Linked DNA regions of Mus musculus: region 1 is linked to region 2. The links are chromatin loops, found by intact Hi-C in ENCODE. Cell type or tissue: left cerebral cortex. All regions are shown on one strand. Each heading gives the region's core, and the rest is flanking DNA. Links, peaks and the distances in the headings are about the cores only. Region 1 has its middle 140 kb from the start of 4930526H09Rik. Region 2 has its middle 85 kb from the start of 4930526H09Rik.

The links. Hi-C counts contacts between places; a loop is a spot of excess contacts. Peaks named below come from ENCODE experiments on the same cell type or tissue, not always from the same donor. Only the 100,000 strongest peaks of a DNase experiment are listed, where the experiment ranks them.
Region 1: a loop joins it to region 2, with 2.4 times the contacts of the local background. A loop is called at or near these places in 3 of 42 quality-filtered maps.

The regions. Positions count from the first base shown.
Region 1 is chr13:111,042,179-111,047,561 of GRCm38, forward strand. No RefSeq gene overlaps it. Among named protein-coding and RNA genes, the nearest start is that of 4930526H09Rik, 140 kb to the left of the region's middle. In left cerebral cortex, for the core only: no CTCF peak of the experiment used is centred there; a DNase peak (open chromatin) is centred at 2,481; H3K27ac peaks cover 2,438 bases.
Region 2 is chr13:110,986,225-110,991,607 of GRCm38, forward strand. No RefSeq gene overlaps it. Among named protein-coding and RNA genes, the nearest start is that of 4930526H09Rik, 85 kb to the left of the region's middle. In left cerebral cortex, for the core only: no CTCF peak of the experiment used is centred there; DNase peaks (open chromatin) are centred at 2,015, 2,718, 3,408 and 4,662; H3K27ac peaks cover 1,721 bases.

The DNA of each region.
Region 1 (5,383 bases), core at 302-5,301, 56 kb after region 2:
TAGCCTCTGTGTCCCAGATAGGCATTTCCCATATCTGAGGAGAGATAACCACAGGTATCACATAGCTATCTGTCCTTGAGCAATGGCTCAAGAATGGGAGAAAGACATTCCTTTCTAACGCTGGGGATACAACTTTCCCTGTAATTGGTTAGAAACCCACTCCTAGACCAATTGCCACATTACTATGCTTAGAGTTTGTAAGTGTCAGGTATGAACCATAATCTTCTGTGCTAGGTGTTTAAAGTGCAGTGCTGTTGAAAAAGGAGAAAACCTGGATTCTTGTACATCGTATAGGCTTCCATCTAGTGCATGTATTCTTAGAAATGGCTACTTCCAATGCATACAATAACCATGCTGAAAGTTTGTAAAGAAACCTCTATGTAGGTTGTCATCGTGGTGTTTCTTCATCTTTGGATAAATTTTCATGTATCAAGGAGGAGATAGAATCCAGGCAGCTACAGGAGCCAGCCAGCTTCCCCCACTGTGTTACCGTGATGAGTCTAGATGACAGTGAGGCCCTGCAACTTCTGACAGCTTCTTCAGCTTGGGGTGCATTGGATGCATCCTTGTCAGAGTGTGAACAGCTGCCATGACCTTTCTGCATGTATGCCTCACATGCCTATTTACTTTCCTTCAGAAAAAAAAATTTCTCTTGTTTTCAATTTTCTTTATGCTTACTAATGAAGCTGGAAAAACATATGGTATGAACTTATGAAATGTGACTACTCAGGCATTGCAGTATAAAAAGGGTTAAAACAACCTCCTGAAATTATTACAAGTCCCAAATTCCAAAAGCCAAGTTTTGGCTCATTTTCAAGAATAAGGCCTTGATTTCTCTATGATAAAATCATTCATATGACCACATAAGCCAAATGCTTTAATTTAAACAACAACAACAACAACAAAAAACCCCATGACTATATAGGATTTAAAATACCCTGGAAATATTTTAGCATAATTGGAATCCTGGACAAATTTTATGGTATTTCCTGTACCTTTTCAGAATTCATGAGAATTTCAGAACTATGAGAATTCATAGTTCACAATGCAGAATACAGTTGGGTGCTTCCTGGACTCTGAGCATATTATTGTAGAGAAATCAAATAAATAAAAAAATATTTTCCTGAAAAGTTTTTTCCTTATAAAATTTCAGAGGAATTAGCCTCATGAAAAGCAGAAGTCATTCTCTCCTGCTAAACTCACAACTGGAGTTTCCAGAGCTGAACTGACGTCTGTAATAAAGATTAGTGTTTATTTCGTAGGTGACATGTTTATACTTTGATCGTTAAAAACATGTCTACATTAAACAGCCAGGACCTGATTGGGCTTCCTATTAAAATGGAGGCAATAACCTTAGCTTCCTTAAATCACCTCTCCCCATGCTCACACCACTGCTGAGGCGCAGATACTCTCACTTTGCTCTTCTAACTTTTGATTTCCATGACCAGGGTCAGCAGTTATGTGAGCCATTGGGCTCTGGGGCTGATGCTACTGTTTAAAACTCAGCCCCATTGGCATGACTCAATTCAAGGTTGTAGTGGGGACAAGCACTTCTCCCTTCTAGATTCAATGATGACTCTATGACCTTATGACCTGGATCCTCAGGAGATCAAGCCTTGGCCACACTGAAGAAAGGTCTGTTTTGTGGCATGTGGTTTCCTTCCTGGGTTTGGGTTTTAGGTTACAGTCTCAAATTTCAATGTGAGATGTCACTCCTGCACCTTGGGGAGGATGTGGTGTGTGGTGCATGTAAAAGGAAGAGATAAAACTCTTCTAACCAAAACGGTGTCACCAATAACATAGGATTAATTACAAAAGGGGTACAGTGAGAAATGGACAAGGTATTCGGCTAATGAAACTCAGCGTGTTATTTTATTCATAAATAGCACACAATGGGTAGAACTTAGCATGCTATTTTATTAGTAAATAATACACAAAGAGTAAAATTTACCTGCAGGATTTGGAAGAGTTGCCAAGATGGTATTAATGTAATGATCCCCCCCCCTCACACACACACACACACACACCCTTCCATTCCAAGCAGCAATCTATTATTTCAAAATCTTTACTTTGGCTTCTGTGTTCTATTCAAACACACTCTATTTTTCTCATGGCTGGACTCTATCCTCTTCCAAACAAGTCCACTCAATTAGGAGTTGATTTTTAACTGGGTAGGAAGTTTTTAAGAGATAAAGGGTCTAGGACTAACAAAGGACCAGCCTTGGATGATAGAAGCGTGCTCTGCAGACCTGAGCCATTTGGCACGTAGCCTCTCCACTTCGTTTTCTCCCTCTTTCTCACTGCACAGCACACCAGCTCTCAGGCTGAACCGTTCCCAGGATGTTATCTTGCTTCCCCAGCACTGTGACTCCAGGTCTAATTTATGCTTCTCTGGGTAACCGTGTGCGGAGGCTTGTCATCAGCCTTGCTCTCCAAGCAAAGCCAACTGCCGTCTGCTAGGCACTTGGTGAGCACATTATGTACACATAATAAGATGTTGTTCCCTCCACACAGATGCATGAGGCTAAAAAAAAAATAGCATTATCATAACATCTTCCAGCTTAGCTATTTTGAGGCTGCTGCACCCCCATATTACAAAGCCTCGCTATTTATACGATCATGCATATGGAAGACCCACCCCTCCAGGGAGATGTCAGTCCAGTGTGCTCAGAGACAAAAATTATAGGCCCCCAAACTTAAACATAAACTCATCCTGGCTGCTTATCTTGGTTGAATGCCAGCCAAGTTTATTAATAATTTTTAAGTAAGAAAGAAACAAAGCGATTTTAATTTGATAGAAGATAAGGAAGCAACATGAACAAGAGCTATAGCCAAACTCAGCCCAAAAGGTGAACCTCCTGGGCCATAGGAAATGGGGAAGAGAGCCAAAGAGCTGCCTGTGCTGGCCCTGGCTGGGCTATGACTTACAAGTGACGATGGCTGGGTTCCTTTTCTAGGACTCATAGTTCACCGAGATATCAAGTGAAAGTGTATCTTTTTTATTGGATATTTTCTTTATTTACATTTTAAATATTACCCCCTCTCCCAGTTCCCCCCTCCTGGAAACCCTCTATCCAATCGTCCCTCCCCCTGCTTCTATAAGGGTGTTCCTCCACCCACCCACCCACTGTCAACTCCTTGTCCTCGATTCTCCTACAGCGGGGCATCTATAGAGCCTTCATAGGACCAAGGGCATCTCCTCCCATTGATACCTGACAAGGCCATCCTCTGCTACATGTGCTGCTGACGCCTTGAGTCCCTCCTTGTGTACTCTTTGGTTGGTGGTTTAGTCCCTGGGAGTTCTGGGGTTAGGGGAGTGGGGACTTCTGTTTGGTTGAGATTGCTGTTCTTCCTATGGGGTTGCAAACCCTTCAGCTCCTTCAGTCCTTTCTCTAACTCCTCCATTGGGGACCCCATGCTCAGTCCAATGGTTGGCTGTGAGCATCTGCCTCTGTATTTGTAAGGCTCTGGCAGGGCCTCTCAGGAGACAGCTATTTCAGGCTCCTTTCAGCATGCACTTCTTGGCATCCACAATAGTGTCCCACCTGGAGATCTATCCCATATACAGTTACCAAACCCAGACCCTATTGTGGATGCCAAAAAGTGAAGGCGCACCTTTACTGGCATGAAACCTTCTGAGTGGTCTTAACATAGTCTGCAGGAAAGCAATAGGGACACAAACCACATTGGCCTGACTTTTCAGATTCCATGAAGAATTTCTTCTCCAGAAGAATCGGACCCATTGTGAGGAAGCCTATTTTTATTAGCCCATCACAGCAGAAAGGTAAGTGATTTCATGCCTGTCTTCCAAGAAACTGCAAGACACTCATGCATGCTATTAGCTCAACTAGCAAAGACAGACAGGACAGTCATAGGGAAGGGCTGGGTGCATAGCATCAGTTCTCAACCTTCCTAACACTGTGACCCTTTAGTACAGTTCTACATCTCGTGTGACCCCCCCCAACCATTGTAGCTGTAATTTTGCTATTGTTATGAATCAGAATGTAAATATCTGTGTTTTCCAATAGTCTTAGGTGACCCCTGTGAAAGGGTGGTTAGATCCCCTCAGGGGCCAGTACCCATAGGTTAAGAGCCACTGATATATATTTATTTTATCCAAGTAGACCTGTGGGAGGAAGACTGTCTTATTGAACTAAGTGAAACAGCTCCTGTACAAAGGTTCAGGGGACACTGTGGAAGAAGGAGAGAAAACACTGTAAAAGCCAGAGGATCAGGGAGTTTGCTGTGAGATTGCATCTCTTAGGAATATCAGAAGTTACATCCGTAAAGTCTCATCAACACGCTGTCTACACGTGAGCTGGACAGGGACAACAGCAATAGACATGCTAAAGCAGATAGGAAAAAAACAGTACGCTTCAACTTTACACAACAAACTACAGGCAACTAAGGAATGCCGAGAGTGGGAGAAAGAGTCTTTCCCAGAGAAGAACACGCTAACTGGTTACCTAAAAGTAAATGGTCAGCCCTGTATATACATGCACACACGCACACACACACACGCACACACACACCCCAACACTTACAGTTTTAAAAAGCCAAGAATCTGAAAGAGGACAATGAGTATAGAAGAGGGCTTGGATTGCAGAAACTGCTTGGACTGCAGAAACCGAGGTAATTATAATCTCAAAACATAAATGATAATTGTTTTAAAGATTCTGGTTCTAGGTTCTATATGTGACTTACTCTCTATTACATAAAACTTAAAGCCTCGTTGTCAAAAGCAAAAGTAAGTAATCTCTTTTCACAAATTAAAGAATCTAAAATATATTTCTTATAAATGAAACTCCCCACCAGAAGAGCCTTATAGCCTGTCAGAAAACCATGCTAAATAAGGTCGAAGTTTACCATTGCCATATAGCCTTCTGGTCTTGGCCAAAAATGATGGACTTCCTTCACTAGCAGGGCTGCCCCTTCTCTGACCTTGCCTGGGGAATTCAAAAACCCACACACACCTCTTCCTGCAGAATGTCACATAGCCTTAGTTAGATAACAGCTTCGATTTCCTTTCTCCTGCTAATAGCCTGTTCAGCTAGCACCTGAGATTCCAGAAATGCCTCTTTATGCTAATGAGGCATCTCGGTACTGTAAGCCTTCAACCAATGACCTTTGCTCATCCTGGATATTCTGACACCCTACTCCAAACTATATAAGTCTTGATCATTCCCAAGTAAAGTTGATCTGACTCCCCACAGCTGGTCCCAGTGTCATCATCTCTGTACCTACTCACTGGCCTTCTGAACCTCCACCATCCGTCACCTCTGCTTCCTTTGCCCTCATAGACCAATATCCACCACTGATCCCCTGAGACAGGGAGGGTCATAGATGGCACCCAACCTGGAGCCCTGGAACATGCTGGAAATTT
Region 2 (5,383 bases), core at 327-5,326:
TACTGCCCTAACTCAGGAGAATAGAAGACTACCCCACCACCACCAAGTTCATTGTGAATTCATTTCATAAAAAGGCATACTGTACTCATAAAACTAAATGCAGGAAGGTCATTTGAGATCATGAGTTTGAGACCAGCCATCAGTGTAGCAAAATGTCATCACTTTAAGGAAGAGGAAAGGAATAGTGGATGTAATTATGCCCATGGGTGCATGCACGTACATACATAGTCATGCTTATAGAATCTGCAGAGGTAGCTTACTCAGAGAGTTTCATACATCCAAATTCACATTTTATGCTTTATGCAATAATGAAACAGATGTAAAGCTACTTCAAATTTTTCTAACTAGCTTGACATTAGTAGAAGTGCTCTCAGTTCCCCTGAGATTGAGCTTAACCAAGTCCAAATAAGACTGTGCAATGGAAATGCTCAAATAAATCATCAGCACGCTGTTTCCACCTGCTACAATCTCCAAACTATTAAAAAGGCTAAGTGGAGGGATGATTGATCTGAGCACTGAATTCATTGAACAAATTACTGAAGAAAAGCTGCAAGGAAAAAATTATTTCCCAAGGAGTATCACAGCGGGTTTCAGGCTGTTAATCTTCCAAGGGTCTACTTCACATGAACACTGCTAGGTTTTATAAGATGATTAGAAAGCCAAGGCTGCAGCCCTGTTTGTCATTAATGAGTTGTATGATCATAAGTGTGTTGCTTAAAATTTGAGAGCTTAAAGGACCTGTCTGTGAAAAGAGGACAACTTTATGCTAAGAGGTAGTATTGGTATCTGTTAATAGCAAATGTTGGAAAGATCTTTTCTCTATTTTTTTATATGTTAAATTGTTTTGCTTTGTTTTATAATGGGAGCTGGAGATTGCTCAGTCACACAAGCATGAGAGCTCATGTTTGGATTCCCAGAATCCACATCAAAAGTTAGACATGGCTATGGGTATGTATAGTCCTAAGTCCAAAGGAAAGTAGAGACCTGGGCATCCCTATAGCTCATTGGTCAGAAAGCCTACATAATCCATGACCTTCACCTTCACTCTAGAAAACCAAGGTGGAAAGATAGAGGAAACACCCACAGGCCCACTCACACACACGTACCTACCCACAAACTAGCACATATTCACGTACATAAAATAATCCACGTGGACTGATAAGTCTCTCTATTGAATGTGGTCTTTAGAATGTGAAGGAAGTATCAGCTGGAAGTGAAAGAGCTCACTTTGTCAGCCCTGTTCTGATACCCCAGTGGATTCAATGTTCTCACATTTAATGAAAAATTTCTGACACAGGCTGAAGGCCCTTAAGGATATGAAGTTGTCCTAGAACAAATGCTCCTTCCTCTAAGAAGCAGGTTATTTCCTATGATCCACCATGTTTCTAACAGTTTTCAGAAATACCATAACCACTCTTATGCAGTATTTTAGGGACATATGTTTTTATTTCCCTTGAGAATATATAGAAGAATTTAGGTTTTACTTTCATTTCAAGTCCTTGAAATTATTTACATGTTGAAAGACTATTGCTATATACTATGTTAAGACCAGATAGTAGAATACTCACAAGATGGCTGAGTGGATAAAGGTCCTTGCTGCAAAGCCTGATGACCTATGTTAAATTCCCAGGCCTATTTGGTGAAAGAAGACCAACTTCCAAAATTGGCCTTTGGCCTTGACATGTGTGCAATTGTATGAGATAAATAAATGTAATTTTTTTAAAAAAGAAGAAGAACAGACTGTAATTGGCAGAGGGTGGAGCTGGGAGATCAGTTTATTAAGGCAAGAAAGGCAAGAGTGAGTACAGTGGAAATCTGCGGTGCAACTGAGGAGAGGTGATAAAATTCTGCAATTGTACTAAAGAGAAAGCTCACTACTCTTCTAGATTTGATGTGAGGTGTGAGAGTATTTGATGTCGAGCATAAGAGAAAGTGAAGAGCCACTGAATATTTCAAGACTTTAGTCCCGGTGAACTAAAATGTAGCGGTGCCATTATGAAGAAAACACTGGGGTAGGTGCCCGGGTAAGGAGGAATGCCAGGAAGTGAAACAGGTGGTATAGGATATCCAAGAAGAGACTGGTGATGCATAGTCTCTGGGGTTTGAAGAGAGCTGTGAGCTGAAAAAAGTGTTTGTAAGTCTGTATATAAATTTGTTAAGATGATGTATCAAGCCAGAATCAACTCAGATTCTTTGAAACTGAGGTCATAACCTCATCTTTAGCTTTTCAGCTTTTCATAGGCCCTGCTGATTTATTAGTTGGGATTACATTCCCTGGCTGTTATAGAGAAATCCACTTGGAGTACTGGCCTCTCTGTTCAGAGACACACACACAACGTTGTGGAAAGCAAAAAGCTCCCATCTTGCCCAACAGAGAAGATATTTTATTCTATCTACAAGTTTATTTTCTCCAGTGACAATCTTGTTCAGCAGTGAATATGACTATTCATCATATGCCCTCTGTAGGCCTTCATGGCTCAGACTCAGTGTTCTTGTGGGATAAGATCTTTCTTCTAAACAATCCTACTTTTCTATTGCTACTTAGACAAAGTGGCATGAACCTACAACAGCAAAATTTACCTTACAGCTCTGGGCATGAGGGCCACTGAGTCAACCTCGAGGAGCTTAGCTACACGTCAACAGAATTATACTGCCTTCTTGATGATCCAAAGGAGACTTGCTTCCCTCCCATCTTCCTATTTCTAGACACCAGCTGCATTCCTTGGCTCTTGGCCCCAGCTCTATCTCTACAAGGCAAGGCAATCCTCTCTATGAAATGCACCCTTGCAGGACCCACCTGTATAACTCCGGCTAACTTCACCATTGAGGAATCAACTGCTTGATAACTTTTATCTCATCAAAAACTTCATCTTTTGTCATAGAGCCTAACATGGTCAGTGGCTCCAGGGACTTGGATATAGAAACTGGGGCAAGGGCATTATTACGACTACTAGTGTTTATCATCGATGGCTCTTAGCATAAAGCCTCCAAGGTAGCAATAGCCAATTGATGGAAACTAATTAACAAATGTATCTTTCAATGCCTCCTTCAGGATGTTTTCCTCTGTCTGCCTGCCTAACTCACTTTTGAAGAGTTTAAAATTAGCATCTCTCTGAGGACTGGAAGGAAGGAAAACCTGAAAGCAGAACAATATTCATTTCCAGGTCTGAATATTATCATCTATATCTCAAGATGTAGAGGAGTCTCCTCTTAAGCTGCATTCTAGGATATGAGAAATATCACACATAAAGGTGTGGAGCTCGTTAGGAGGGAAGGATACTTTTGGTCTGACTGGACTTTTGCTACTGAGTTCTACTTACTAGTGTTGAAATTTCCTCCACCTCTAACATGACTGTCCTCTGAGAGGCTTCACACAAAAGCTGACTCAGATACAGACACTCACAGCCAAACAGTGGGTGGAGTTGGGGGACTCTCAAGGAAGAACACAGGGAAAGATTGTGGGCCCCAAAGGGAATAGGAACTCCACAGGAAGACAAACAGAGTCAACTACCCTGGACCCTTGGGCTTCTCAGAGACTGAGCTACCAACCAAAGAACATATACAGACTGGACCTAGGTCTCCTCACATATATGTAGCAGATATGCAGCTTGGTCTTCATGTGGGTCAGGAACAACTTGAGCAGGGTAAAAAGCTGTTCCCTGTCAATGGGATATGTTCTTCTAGCTGGGCTGCCTGGTCTGCCTCAGTGGAAGAGGATGCACCTAGCCCAGAAAACACTTGATGTAGCAGGGTAGCTGGATACCCAGAGGAGCCCTAACCACTCAGATAAGAAGGGAGGAGGACGAATTATGGGAGAAGGTGCCAGGAGGGGGTGTAGTAAGCAGGATATAAAGTGAATAGATGATGGCGATGAAGATGATAGATAGATAGATAGATAGATAGATAGATAGATAGATAGATAGATAAGAAGGAAGAAAGAAAGAGAGAGGGGAGAGAGGGAATGAGGGAGGGAGGGAGGGAGGGAGGGAGGGAGGGAGGGAGGGAGGGAGGGAGGGAGGAAGGTCCTCCACCTTAATCCAGAGAACCAAAATGGAAGTTAAACCTTCTGACCAATGTTAACCAATGTTAAAATAAGTTTTAAGTGCATTGTCAAGAACCTGTGTAAGATTCAAAGTCAGACCATCATAACATGGGAAGCAAACAGCAAAGTTCTTTGACCACTCTCCTGCTATTGCCCGTCACCTTGTCCCTGATACACTTTATTTTATACTAGTGATTCTATGCCTTTTCTGCTACTTCATGAGCTTCATACAAGCAGTGCTCATTTGTCTTCTAACTCGTCATTGTAACTCAGTCCTTGGCACACATTAAGTGGCATATGACTGTCCAACTATTATTCATGTTCATACTGAGGGAGAGTCAGCGTTCATGTGAACTGCATGAATGCACACATTCACGTTAGATTTGGGGGATGCATACTTCTATGAGGTTCCTGGGTGGTAGCCTTTGAATATGATCCTTTGACTCATGTACAGACTTCTAGATTATCTCAGACACACAATTGTTTTTCAGCTAACTGAAACAAACTGTAGCTTCCCACACAATGAAATAAGAACTCTGCACATCACCGCTGTGCTCTGAAAACTGTCACTGTGGTGCTGACAAAGCTGAGGCAGATGGAAAATTTCCCTTTAGTGTATCTTCACCAAAAAGCAAAAGGTTGATGTTATATGAGAACATAGTGTAGGCATGATTCACAACTTGTATTCATTTAATGTTGACGTCAGGTTTTTTTTTCTTAAATTCTAACTCCTTTGCATTTGTGAATAATTGGGTGCAATTATTGTGTGACTCATCCTAAAATCAACTCCAAACACTTTATGCTTTCAAAGCTATCCTAGCTGTTCGTCATGAGCTGATTTTTTTCACAGTATTGTTGAGTAATTCCTAATTTTTCATAAATAGGTTGCTGAGAGACCTACTTATTAAATTTTGCTCCAATCAGGGGACAAGAGCTTTGATTCTAGAACATGAAAAAATGGGAACACAAGTTAACAAGTAAGTTACATGGAAACACTGGTAAGAACAGCCTTGGTACTGTTCTGGTGCCCACAGGAATGTCCCTTCTAAATTTTAGCCCATGGGTCACGTGACCCCAGAGTATGAATCCAGAGCATGCTGCCTTTCTGGAGCATGGCGTGAGTGTGAGAGTCTCAGTCACCCCAAGCAAGGTAACTTTCTTGAGACTTGAACAACCACACTAAATCCTGGGTTTTCATGGTCCTCTCCTGCTGGTGTATGAGCAAGAAGCCTGCTCCATGTATCTTGTACATTTGGGTACACTGCCTCACCAAACTCAGACACGCTGGTCACCACAGCATAGGGAACTTGCTCCAGTAGCTGCCAACTGAATTCCAGCTGA